Regions from separate parts of the Homo sapiens genome. Here region 1 is linked to region 2. The links are chromatin contacts, found by Hi-C or POLR2A ChIA-PET in ENCODE. All regions are on one chromosome and are shown on one strand. Each heading gives the region's core, a stretch centred on a gene start or an enhancer-like site at or near the end of the contact. The rest is flanking DNA. Distances are from core to core; before and after follow the strand shown.

Region 1 (2,889 bases), core at 262-2,761, 52 kb after region 2:
GCTTAAGCCTGTAATCCCAGTACTTTGGGAGGCCAAGGAGGAAGGATCACTTGAGGCCAGGAGTTAGAGACCCGCCTAGGCAATGTAACAAGACCTCATCTCTTAAAAATTCTCTCTCTCTTTGGTGTATTGATCTCTTACTGCATACAGACATACAAACTTGGCCATCCTATCACCCCACCTTCCTAGTCACTTCCCATCCTCTGATCACCCCCCTGCTCCTGGGCTATAATTTCCCACTTTTCCTTGTATTGGTGGAAAGGGAGAAGATTGAATTCAATCTCCCTCCCATACTACAAAACCCCATGGTAGTAGTCCCTCACCCGCCTCAACAAAGTCAGCCTTACTGTTTTAAGAAGCATCAGAAAAATTATTTTCTGGTGGGGAGAGGCGTCACATGCCTGTAATCCCAGCACTTTGGGAGGCCGAGTTGGAGGAATCATCACGTGAGGCCAGGAGTTCAAGACCAACCTGGGCAACATGGCAAGACCCCATCTCTACAAAAAATTTTAAAGTTAGGTGTGGTGGTGCGAACCTGTAGTCTCAGCTGCTCGGGAGGCTGAAGCAGAAAGATCGCCCCAGTGTGAGAAGTTGAGGCTGCAGTGAGCTGTGATCACATCACCACACTCCAGCCTGGGCCACAGAGCGAGACCCTGTCTCAAAAAATTCAAAAATGTAGGCTGGGCATGGTGGCTCACACCTGTAATCCCAGCACTTTGGGAGGCCTGAGGCGGGCAGATCACCTGAGGTCAGGAGTTCAAGACCAGCCTGGCCAACATGGTGAAACCCCGTCTCTACTAAAAATACAAAAATTATCTGGGCGTGTTGGTGCTCGCCTGTAATCCCAGCTATTGGGGAGGTTGACGAAGGAGAATTGCTTGAACCTGGAAGGCAGAGGTTACAGTAAGCCAAGATGGTACCACTGCACTCCAGCCTGGGTGACAGAGCAAAACTCTGTTTCAAATTTATTTATTTTTATTTTATTTTATTTTATTTTTTTGAGACGGAGTCTCGCTCTGTCGCCCAGGTTGGAGTGCAGTGGCACAATCTCAGCTCACTGCAACCTCTACCTGCCAGGTTCAAACGATTCTCCTGCCTCAGCCTCCCAAGTAGCTGGGACTACAGGCGTGTGCCACCATGCCCAGCTAATTTTTTTTGTATTTTTAGTAGAGACGGGGTTTCACCATGCTGGCCAGGCTGGTCTCGAACTCCTGACCTCGTGATCCGCCCGCCTCGGCCTCCCAAAGTGCTGGGATTACAGGCGTGAGCCACTGCACCCGGCTCCATCTGAAATTAAAAAAAAAAAATTAAAACATTTAATAAGAGAATACTTTTTCCCTTTACCAGTAGAAGAGAGAAGCAGCAGAGTGTCATTCCTCCCCATTACCCCCTCCCCGCCCCGCCGGCCCCCAGTCAAATGACTCCACCCACAAGGCAGGCACGGGATGAATGGTCCCTGGTGTCACGCTGAGATCCTGTGGCTGGGCCCCCGGTCACCTGGGCAAGGCTATCTTGTGATTCACTGCTAAGGATCTTAAGCCCACCTTGGCCCTGACCTCGTTGGAAAACGAAGCTCCCCGCAGGGTCCCGGCCTCTAGGGCTGCTGTGCGGGCGGGGGTGGGTGAGTTCGCTTCCTTGACGCCACGAGAACCAGTCTTAATGTCAGGGTCAGGCCATAGGACACAGAGAGCGGGATATTTTTAGGGAGGGAAAAGTGTGGGGCTGCTGATCTGAGCTCTCTGGCCAGGAGGAGGGAAGAGGGTGGGGGTGGAGAGGAGGGAGGAGGGGGTAAGAAGGGGAGGAGAGGGGAGGAGGGAGTGGAGAGAGGGCAGGGAGGTGGGAGGAGGGAAGAGGCAGCCCCCTGCCCGGCCAGCTCGTGACTAATTTAGGCAAAAGGCAGCCTGGAGCTATTTCCATTCGGCGGCGGGAACAGGTGCCGGCGCCTCCGCCCCATCCCCAGGGGCCGCCTCCCCCGGGGCGGCCTCCAGGCTGCCGAGACCTATAAAGGCGCCAGGTTTTCTCAATGAAGCCGGGACGCACTCCGGAGCGCACTGCGTGGTCGCACCCTACCCGGGCTGCCTTGGAAGTCGTCCCCGCCGCCCCTCCGCACCGGCATGAAGCTCATCGTGGGCATCGGAGGGTGAGCGCCGGGGGACCTGGTGGGCGGCCCTGCGGGGCAAAGCCCCCTGTGCGCGCAGAGGGGGAGGCCCGGGAATGAATGGAGGGATGCCTGGCGCCTGAGGTCACCTACACGCCGCCCGAGGTCAGAGTGCAGGGAGGATTTTCTGCCCTGGGGGTCTCGGTGTCCCCAGTGGGAAGGGGGGCTGGACACTGAGCCCAGTGTTTCATTTTTTAAATGGAAATGATTCCCGCCACCTTCCAATTATACTCAGCATAAAAAAAAAATAGACCAGACACGGTGGCTCAGGCCTGGAATCCTGGCACTTTGGGAGGCCGAGGCGGGTGGATCACCTGAGGTCAGGAATTTGAGACCAGCCTGGCCAACACGGTGAAACCCCGTCTCTACTAAAAATACAAAAATTAGCTGGGCACGGTGGTGCATACCTGTAATCCCAGCTACTGGGGAGGCTGAGGTGGGAGAATCGCTTGAATCCGGGAGATGGAGGTTGCAGTGAGTGCGATCATGCCACTTCACTCCAGCCTGGGCGACAGAGTGAGGCTGTGTCTCAAAAAAAAAATCAGTAGGGACAGAAAATTAACTAAAGCTCCAGTGAACCCTCCTCCCGCCTCGTGGCTGTCCTGGCTAAATCGGGGACTGACACGTGGGCAGGTGGGATGGGGTCCCCAAAATGTCATTCCACATGACTGTGCCTTTGGAGCCTCTCTCAGGCGACCTCAGGCTAGAAGAGATTCAAACTCTCTGTAACC
Region 2 (2,837 bases), core at 180-2,679:
AAGGTGGGCGGATCACCTGAAGTCAGGAGTTCGAGACCAGCCTGGCCAACATGTTGAAACCCCGCCTCTACTAAAAATACAAAAAAAAAATTAGCCAGGTGTGGTGGTGTGTGCCTGTAATCCCAGCTACTTGGGAGGCTGAGGGAGGAGAACCACTTGAACCTGGGAGTCGGAGGTTGCAGTGAGCCAAGATCGCACCACTGTACTCCAGCCTGGCAACAGAGCGAGACTCCACCTAAAAAAAAAAAAAAAAGAAAGAAAGAAAGAAAGAAAGAAAGAAAGAAAGAAAGAAAGAAAGAAAGAAAGAAAGAGAAAGAAACACATAGGGAGCTTTTCTTGTGCCCCAGCACTGTGTTTAGTGCTGTCTATGCATTATCTCATAATGTGGAAAAGCCATAGCGGCTCCATTTCACAGATGAGAAAAACTGAGGCCCGCAGGTGAGATCACTCATGCCCACTGGTCTGCCAGCTGGGGAGTGGCTGGGCTAGAGTTCAAACCCACTTCCAGTCCGACTGCACGGCCTGCACTCTCCACCCTACCATCTTCCACAGTCTCCTTGAATTCCTCCAGGGCGAGGCCACGCCAGCGCACAACTGCAGGGGGCGCCGTTCCCACAGCAGCCCTGCAAAGTGAGTGTGCCTGAGAAACTTCCGCCTCCCCTGCACCCAGCCCTGTTTAGGGCACGAGGCTGAATCAATGGTAAGTGACCATCTAATGGACCCACAACACGGTGACCTGGGGACAGTCATTTCTTTCTTTTTTTTTTTTTTTCTTTGAGACAGAGTCTCCCTCTGCCGCCCAGGCTGCAGTGCAGTGGCGCCATCTCGGCTCACTGCAACCTCCGCCTCCCAGGTTCAAGCGATTCTCCTGCCTCAGCCTCCCGAGTAGCTGGGATTACAGGCGCACGCCACCACGCCTGGCTAATTTTTGTATTTTCAGTAGAAACGGGGTTTCACCATGTTGGCCAGGCTGGTATCGAACTCCTGACTTCAGGTGATCCTCCCTCCTCGGCCTCCGAAAGTGCTGGGATTACAGGCGTGAGCCATGGCATCCGACCTGGGGACAGTCATTTCTTTGCCTGCACAGACTTTTTGGGGGATGCCACCCCTCACCCCTGCTCCCTTTGCAAGGAGAAGTGCCAAGAAGACCTTTCCCAACTCCCCCACCCCCCATTCTCTAAGGAATGAGGCCATCTTGCCATTTATTTATTTATTTGTCCGTTGTTTTGTTTTTAAATCTCTGATGCGCCATCAGAAAATTATTTCTGCCTCTGCCCCTGGCGTGGCTTTCGGAGATGCTTGTCTGTCAGCCAATGGGGAGGATCGGATTCTGGCAGGGGGCTGTGCTTTTCCGTCAGGCCGCCACCCCCCACCCCCTCCTCCCTGCACACAAAAGCAGCATAAATTAACCGTCTTCGGGAAGCCGAGCCTCTGCCAGCCCTGAGCTGGGAAGAAGCAGCTACCTCGGAGGCAGGGCGCGCAGGCGGGCGGCGATGAGAGGGGGCGCAGCCGCAGCCCCGCGCTGGGGAGCCCACCGCTAACCCTGCACCCCACCCACCCCTGCACAAAAGAGCTGGCGGGCGCTGGCCACGTCGCCCTGGGTGACCTTCCTCGGATGCAGAATCCGCCCCTGCGAGCATCCTCTTCCTCCTAGGCTCTGAAGGCCCGGGGAGCGTGAGCGATGCCCAGCTGCACCCGGGCAGGGCTCGCCTTTGTTTGCCAGTAAGGAGGAGAGGCTGTCTCAGCTGCAGAGGTGAGTGCGCGCATCTCCCCTTCTCCCAGGATAAACCGTCTCCCTGGAAGGTTTATCCGGCAGCCTTTGCCGCCTCTAAATCCCTTTCCAGCAGATGGGGCGGGTGGGAGCAGAGAGCCACGGTCTTGTGACTCCGTGAAGGCCCTCACATCCCTGTTCCCGGTACCAGGGAAAACCGTTCCCTGAGCTGCGCCCAGCAACACAGTTTACCTTCCGCGCGCACCGTTCCCCTCTAAGTGCACCATTTTCAGGACACGCTGAGAGCTCGGGCGGATGAAAACCTCAGCTTCTCTCTGGGACGCTGAAATAGACCCATCCTAGCCCTATGTATTTCCTATTTATAACGCTAGGAAGGCCACCAGCCGACGATTTCGGGAAAAAAAAAAAAAAAAAATCTAAGTGTGTCGATAAAGGCTGTCCTGTGGGGTGGGGAGGAAGGGGGTGGTTTATGGTTTAAGACACAGATGCCTCCTCCTTATTGGAACTCGTATGTGATTTGTTAATAATCAGACATCAGGGCTCAAATGAGCGCTTCACTCCCGTTCCTTGATGTCACTGTCTTCTTTTGGCCGTCCCCAAATGCGAAGCCAGGATCTGAGTGCAGGAGTGTCCGGGGCCCACTGAGGACCCACCCCACCCCATCCTTAGAAGACTGTGGAGTCAACGCCTGTGGCTGCAGCTGGCAGGGGGTGGGGGTCGGGGGCGGGGCTGGTGGGAGTGTTCCTGGGGGCTGAGGTCACACCCAGCTCAGTATAAGGAAGGGAGAGGCGAAGACCCCTTCCTCCGGAGAGCAAATGCGTTTCTACTGCCGAGGAGAACTTACCCTCGCGGGAAGGGCCTGGCTGGCTGCTGCCACCGCCCCCCCCCCGACCCCATAGCATCCAGGAGGGATTTTTTTTTTTTCCATGCTGCGTGTTACTGTCCCTCCTCCAAGCATGAATGACGACATTGAGGACAGAGAATCGAGTGAGAAACGCTCACCCTGTACGGGGGAGGGTCTAGTTTTAGCCGTCCCCTCCCCCCACTTCCTCATCTGGCTGAGGCTGCCTCTGGGTCCTTCCTTGCTAAGCCACAGTCCCCTGTC

The links. A loop is a pair of places that touch in the nucleus more often than their neighbours do. ChIA-PET counts read pairs that join two places held with the same protein, here RNA polymerase II (POLR2A).
Region 1: POLR2A ChIA-PET joins it to region 2 with 40 read pairs in WTC11. The contact joins the promoter of NMRK2 here to the promoter of ATCAY in region 2. A Hi-C loop is called at or near these places in 1 of 37 single-sample maps with no recorded cell type. POLR2A ChIA-PET finds 5 or more read pairs at or near these places in 8 of 52 experiments (A673, H1, K562 and 3 more).

The regions. Positions count from the first base shown.
Region 1 is chr19:3,931,558-3,934,446 of GRCh38, forward strand. NMRK2 (nicotinamide riboside kinase 2) reads left to right here and starts at 1,512. Exons shown (of 8, transcript NM_170678.3): 1 at 1,512-1,621; 2 at 1,901-2,140. The coding sequence starts at 2,115.
Region 2 is chr19:3,879,256-3,882,092 of GRCh38, forward strand. ATCAY (ATCAY kinesin light chain interacting caytaxin) reads left to right here and starts at 1,430. Exons shown (of 13, transcript NM_033064.5): 1 at 1,430-1,753. RefSeq lists an enhancer at 1,105-1,635.